Linked DNA regions of Homo sapiens: region 2 is linked to region 1. A link is an interaction called in ENCODE POLR2A ChIA-PET data of the cell type or tissue named here. Cell type or tissue: HCT116. All regions are shown on one strand. Each heading gives the region's core, and the rest is flanking DNA. Links, peaks and the distances in the headings are about the cores only. Region 1 overlaps TMPRSS7 (transmembrane serine protease 7). Region 2 overlaps PHLDB2 (pleckstrin homology like domain family B member 2).

Region 1 (2,933 bases), core at 139-2,638:
AACCCTTTCTTTCATCTCCTCTTTTCCTCTCCTCCTCAGACTTGCTGCTTATCTGAGGCCCTGCATTTCTGCTGCCCTGAAGCCTTGAGAACCTGGCAGTGAGCAAGGGTCCAGCACCTTTATCTCTTAATTACTTTGGAAATATTTGTAATAATGATTTTTTTTTAAATTTAAGGACACATGCCATCAGGGTATTGACACCAACTTACAGGTTTGGGTAGAGTAATGAAATTATTTTAACTATTTAACTATTATGACTATGCACAAAAAAAAAATATGCATCAAGCACCCTCCTGCCTCAGAGTCCCTGGCTCAGCTGTTCTCTTTGCTTGCAACATTCTTATCCTGGTATTCACAAGGTTAGTTCCGTCATCTTTCAGGTTTATCCGCAAATGTCCCCTTGTCAGCAAGACTTTCCCTGATCATCCTATTTAAGATAACAAACACCTAACTTGTTATGCTTCACACCTCCCACCCCCAACTCAGGCTATAGAGCCCCCTTCCCTGCTTTATTTTTCTCCATAGCATTTTATCATTACGAGACATATTACGCGTATTTAACTTGTTTGTTTATTACTTGCCTTCCCCTACTGGAAGGTAAGCTCCATGAGAGCAGGGCTGCTGCTCTGTGTTTGTGTCTGATTTCGTGGATCCCCAGTATCTGGAATCGTGCCTGAGTGCCTGGCCCATAGTAGTCATTCAATAATATGTTGAATAAACGCAAACAACATACTGCTTGCCACTTACATCTAATTCATCTAATTGCTATGCCACACAATAATGAGTCTATACGTATATCCTGAATGAACAGAGGTGACACTTTGCCCTGTCTCCATGTGATATTATAGGTGGAGAAAGAAAAAGCAGTTTACTAAGATTTTTTTTAAAAAAGCATAAATGCCCTATCTAGCACCAGAGGGAGAGATAGATAGATAGGTAATAGAGATAGATAGATAGATAGATAGATAGATGATAGATAGATAGATAGATAGATAGATAGATAGATAGATAGATGATAGAGATAGATAGATAATAGAGATAGATAATAGAGATAGATATAGATAGATAGATACATAGATAGATAGATAGATAGATAGATAGATAGATAGATAGATAGATAGATATTTCGTATACATTTGCACTCTGGTTTGCTTATACAACTGAAATATAATAGAGTTGTCCCTTAGTATCTGTGGAGGATTGGTTCCAGGAACCCTACAGATACCAAAATTCTCAGATACTGAAGTATATTATATAAAATTGTGTAGTATTTGCGTGTAATCTATGCACATCCTCTATATACTTTAAATCATCTCTAGATTACTTATAATACCTAATACAATTATATTCTATATAAATAGTTGTTATATTGTATTGTTTTTTATTTGTGTTATTGTTTATTGTTGTATTTTATTGTGTCTGTTTGTAAAATGTTTTGATCTGTGATTGGTTTAATCCACGGATGCCAAACCTGCAGATACAGAGGGCTGACTGTATTGCCTAATCCAATTTATTATTTTATTATTATTCCTATTACAATGCTGGTGATTAAGTAATTAAAAATTGATAAATGTGCTCTATCATAATACAATAATTGAACCTTCAATAATGCCTTTGCATTTTCAATACCAACAAAATAAATTTGAGAAAAAGGCCCCAGTCTGCTAAGAGTAGTTAATTTGTGGGCAGAGGGTTGAAATTACAGAAAAGTGTTGCATTCTAAATAATATATTTCAATAATACTGAAATTTTATAAAATTAAGCAATATTCTTTTGTAATTAAAAAATGAATGAAATTCATGCTATTAAAAATAGAGCAGTAATATTTTTCTAAGACACTGGTAGAACTAGGCTACCTGAAATTTCCAGGTACACTTGCATTTTGGAGGATAGTAGCTCGGGTAATATGGGCTTGAAATTTTCCCTTCAAAGCCAGTGATGTCTTTGACCAACACTGTGTTTTCACACTCTGGAAAAGATACCCAGTGACACACAATGATTTGCAGCTGTGAGATTATGGAAAATACACTTCATACATTTCTTTAATTACTAAGGCACACTTCCTTGATCGACAAGCTTTATACATTTCTTAAACTTTGGGTTTTTTTTTTTTTTTTCAGAAGAAAGGAATGCCACCCTACAGATGTATAGCTAAAATGCTTATTCTCTAATTCTATATTTGTTTTCACATCATATGTTTTGGCTGCAGATCTGCAAGATGCTATTACTCTCTTTAAAAACATAGTTCTGAACTCAGAGACACCAGCAGCAGCTGAACAGCAATCCCTCCTCAGAGGCCTGAGTTCCATCTCTCATATTCCCTCCTCTAAGCTCTAAACTGTAATAATCTCAACCTCTTTCCTTTGTTCACCCAGCCTTAGGGATGATAGTTACTTTCTGCACATGTTACATCCATGATACATTTCTCTTCTTGTCCTTTTTGCCTTTTGAGTAACCTTATTGACACCTTTATATGAAGTTAATAGTTCTTACAGAATTCATTCTGTCTAAATAACTAATATGGTCTCTCTCTTCTGACTGGACCTTTATTCAGAGTCCCAGACTAATACAATGAATATTACAACACAGCTTCCAGAAAGATAAGAATAGCCTATCATTACAAATATTTCTAAAAGTGACTTCTCCATAATTGGGGAAGACTTACTTTGTTCTGGAATGACCTCAAAATATGCCCGGATTCCTGAGAGCCTCCGTATATGAGGAGACTTAAATGTCACCAACATGAGATTATTTGTAGAAACAAATGACATTAATGTTCTTGTGGGTTCACAAATTCTGAAAGCAGATAATAAAACAAAAGTACATGAATAATACGTTATTTGAGAAATGGGTCTCCATTCAAAACGATTCCACACATTTCCTGGGCCATCCATTCAATCCATCCACTCAGTTCTTGGGAATCTCTCCCAGCC
Region 2 (2,933 bases), core at 328-2,827, 140 kb after region 1:
GTCTGCTGTCTCAAGGTAATATATGTCCACCTTCAGAAAGTAATAAGTAAAAAAATGTGTTTCTTGGAATCCATCAGCTCTGCTCACTTGTACTCTTTCTACACTGCTGTCTGGTAACCTGGGTGTCCTTGATGTTTCCTGCCTCTAAAGGATGCAGAGTCTTACCTCTCTTGCAACAACAGATGCTGCACTAAGCTTCAGAGGCCTCCTATTCCACAATTACACGCTTGAGCAATTAAAAACATCTGCCAAGATCTGCTCGTGTACGCACCAACAGCATTCTTGTCATAGCCCTCTCCAGGAGGAAACCTGTCTCCCAAAAGATAGTCTTTAGAGACAGCACACAGCTTAATGTTTTTAACAAAAAACTGGCAGATCTCCATAAAGGAAGATATGTGAAAAGATTTAAGATCAAAAGGAAGCAAAGGGTTTCTAAGGAAGCCCAATGGCTGATGACAACAGCTCAACTTTTCAAGTGATGGGTCATTTACTGTGCCTGAACAACAACTTTTGATTCCCCCTGCCCCTACTTTCTTCCCTATCCTGGTTTCTAATCATTGCAACTCTCTGCCCACAGAAACAGATGTCCTGTTCAGAATTAGTCTCCATTGAGAATTAGTAAGGTAAACATGGTCACTATAGCAAAAAGAAGGGATGGGTAGGGCTCAGTGGCGCACCCTTGTCATCCCAGCACTTTGGGAGGCCGAGGCAGGCAGATCACTTGAGGTCAGGAGTTCGAGACTGGCCTAGCCAACAGGGTGAAACCTTGTCTCTACTAAAAATACAAAAATTAGCCAGGCATGGTGGCGTGTGCCTGTAGTCACCGCTACTCGGGAGGCTGAGGCAGGAGATTCGCTTGAACCCGGAAGGCAGAGGTTGCAGTGAGCCTAGATTGCACCACTGCACTCCAGCCTGGGTGACAGAGCAAGACTCTGTCTCAAAAAAAAAGAAAGAAAGAAAAAAGAAGGGATTGATGTCCAACATGTATTCAACAGTCCGAAGTCCTGATGTGTATCATGGAAAAACTCACTAGGTAGATAATGATTTCTGACTAGGAACATTCAGTGTAAAAGTCTTGCTGTAGCTAAACAAACACGCAAACTCCCCTGAATAATGCCCATGTGATAAATTACTGCCAGAATTTAGTACCATGACAATATCTTCCTCTTAAAGAGTCAATGTGTCCTTCTCTTATAACAAAAGATTAACTAAAGAATCTCACAGTTGAACTTAATAGTAAGCATCAATTAAGCAAATCAATACATTAATCCTACTTATTCCTAAATAAGTAAATCTACCTTGTGAATATCATATCTGCTTTTTCCTCCTATTTACTATTTTTGTTATTCTAATTTTAGTCCAATAAAATTTATATCTTTCATTGTAAGCTCCTTCAAATCATTTTTGGAGAAATTTAAAACCTAAATTGTTGTAGAAAAAAATTCTTAACCTGTGTGAAAAAAACGTAATAACAAAAGATTTTGGGGTTCTAAGTCCTGTACAAAAAGAAAAAGAAAAAAAAATTTAAAAGATTTTTCCTTAAACTCCATTTAACAAATCCTCAAAAGGATGACAATTTTAAACCAACATACAACCAGAAGACTAAATAGTACTTATGAGTACCAATAAATCTTAAACTCCTATATGCCGAAAAAATACAAATAAAGTCAAAATAAAGACTAGTTATGATAAAAGGCTCATCTGCTTACCACAAACAGCTCTTACTACTCAGTAAAACACAAGAAAAATAAAACAATTAAAAAAATGGGTGAAGAACATGAATAAGTGGGTCAAAAAATACAAATAATAACTAAAAATATGGAAAGATCCCCAACTTGATGTATAATTAAAGAAAAGCAAATTAAACTTCTATCAATTTGGCTAATTGAAAAATTTTGACAATATGCAACCTTGGCAAGTGTATGGAGAACACTTGTGTTTATATGCACATATAAACTTAGTCAAAGTGTCACCTGGATATATAGACTCTTTTTTTAATATGGTCTTTTAGAAGTACGATTTGGAAATATTGAGTAAAGTGAAAAATACACAAACTCTTTGACCCAGCAATTCCACTTTTAGTAAGTGATCCCACAGACACATTTGCAGAATTGTGCAAATATATATATGCTACAATATTTGCGCATATGGATTTTATTAGCAAAAAAAAAAAAACCCTGAAAATAAACGGTAGTTGCAAACAAAAGAAGAGCAATTGGTCATTAAAAAGAATGAGGTAGAGCTATGTATACTAATATGCAAAGATACCCAAGGCATTTAGTGAGGGAAAAAAAGTACAGAACACTATGTGTGTGTCTGTCTGTCTATGCCTATAACAGATAGCCATATATACACAGAAAATATTAGGAAGGCAGGTAAGACAATTTTAGCACCAGTTTTACACCTGCTTATCACTCAGGTGTACAACCTGAAAGGGTGCAGGGAGAAGAGAAATGTGCTTTCTTTCTACTCTTCTGTGCTGCTACAATTTTTACAGTGCAAATTTGTTACTTTACAGTAAACACCCTAATTTGCTGCACCTCGCTCAGCTAATGACCTCTTAAATTGAAATTTCACTGAAAACATCCTGGATAATTAGCATGATAAAATCATCAGTTTTCATGCCAAAGCATATGCACAGCCCTAGACCTTAAATCCTAGTATCTTTGCTGGGCCAACATTACCTTTGGTAGGATACTTAGATAAGAGGACTCGCTGGAAGCTTTCGGAAAGGTGGAGGATGGTGGTGGAGGAGTCCGGGTGAGGTCACTGAGTAGTTCATCATTCCTGGTGCTCCTGGGGGTAAAGAAGCTGGCACTGCTCTGACTGAGACTCCCACAGCTTGCCAAGTCTGCATCAGGGAGGGAGTCTTTCCGGTGGCACCTGTATCTTGTGTCAGGGCTCATGAGGGCTTCCTCAAACACAGACTCCTC

The links. Peaks named below come from ENCODE experiments on the same cell type or tissue, not always from the same donor. Only the 100,000 strongest peaks of a DNase experiment are listed, where the experiment ranks them.
Region 2: POLR2A ChIA-PET joins it to region 1 with 5 read pairs; 2 of 35 experiments call an interaction of 5 or more read pairs at or near these places.

The regions. Positions count from the first base shown.
Region 1 is chr3:112,049,707-112,052,639 of GRCh38, reverse strand. TMPRSS7 (transmembrane serine protease 7) reads right to left here. Exons shown (of 18, transcript NM_001395507.1): 8 at 2,666-2,796; 9 at 1,857-1,969. Among named protein-coding and RNA genes, the nearest start is that of TMPRSS7, 16 kb to the right of the region's middle. In HCT116, for the core only: no CTCF peak of the experiment used is centred there; no DNase peak of the experiment used is centred there.
Region 2 is chr3:111,913,454-111,916,386 of GRCh38, reverse strand. PHLDB2 (pleckstrin homology like domain family B member 2) reads right to left here. Exons shown (of 18, transcript NM_001134438.2): 3 at 2,685-2,933. Among named protein-coding and RNA genes, the nearest start is that of PHLDB2, 56 kb to the right of the region's middle. In HCT116, for the core only: no CTCF peak of the experiment used is centred there; no DNase peak of the experiment used is centred there; H3K27ac peaks cover 2,500 bases.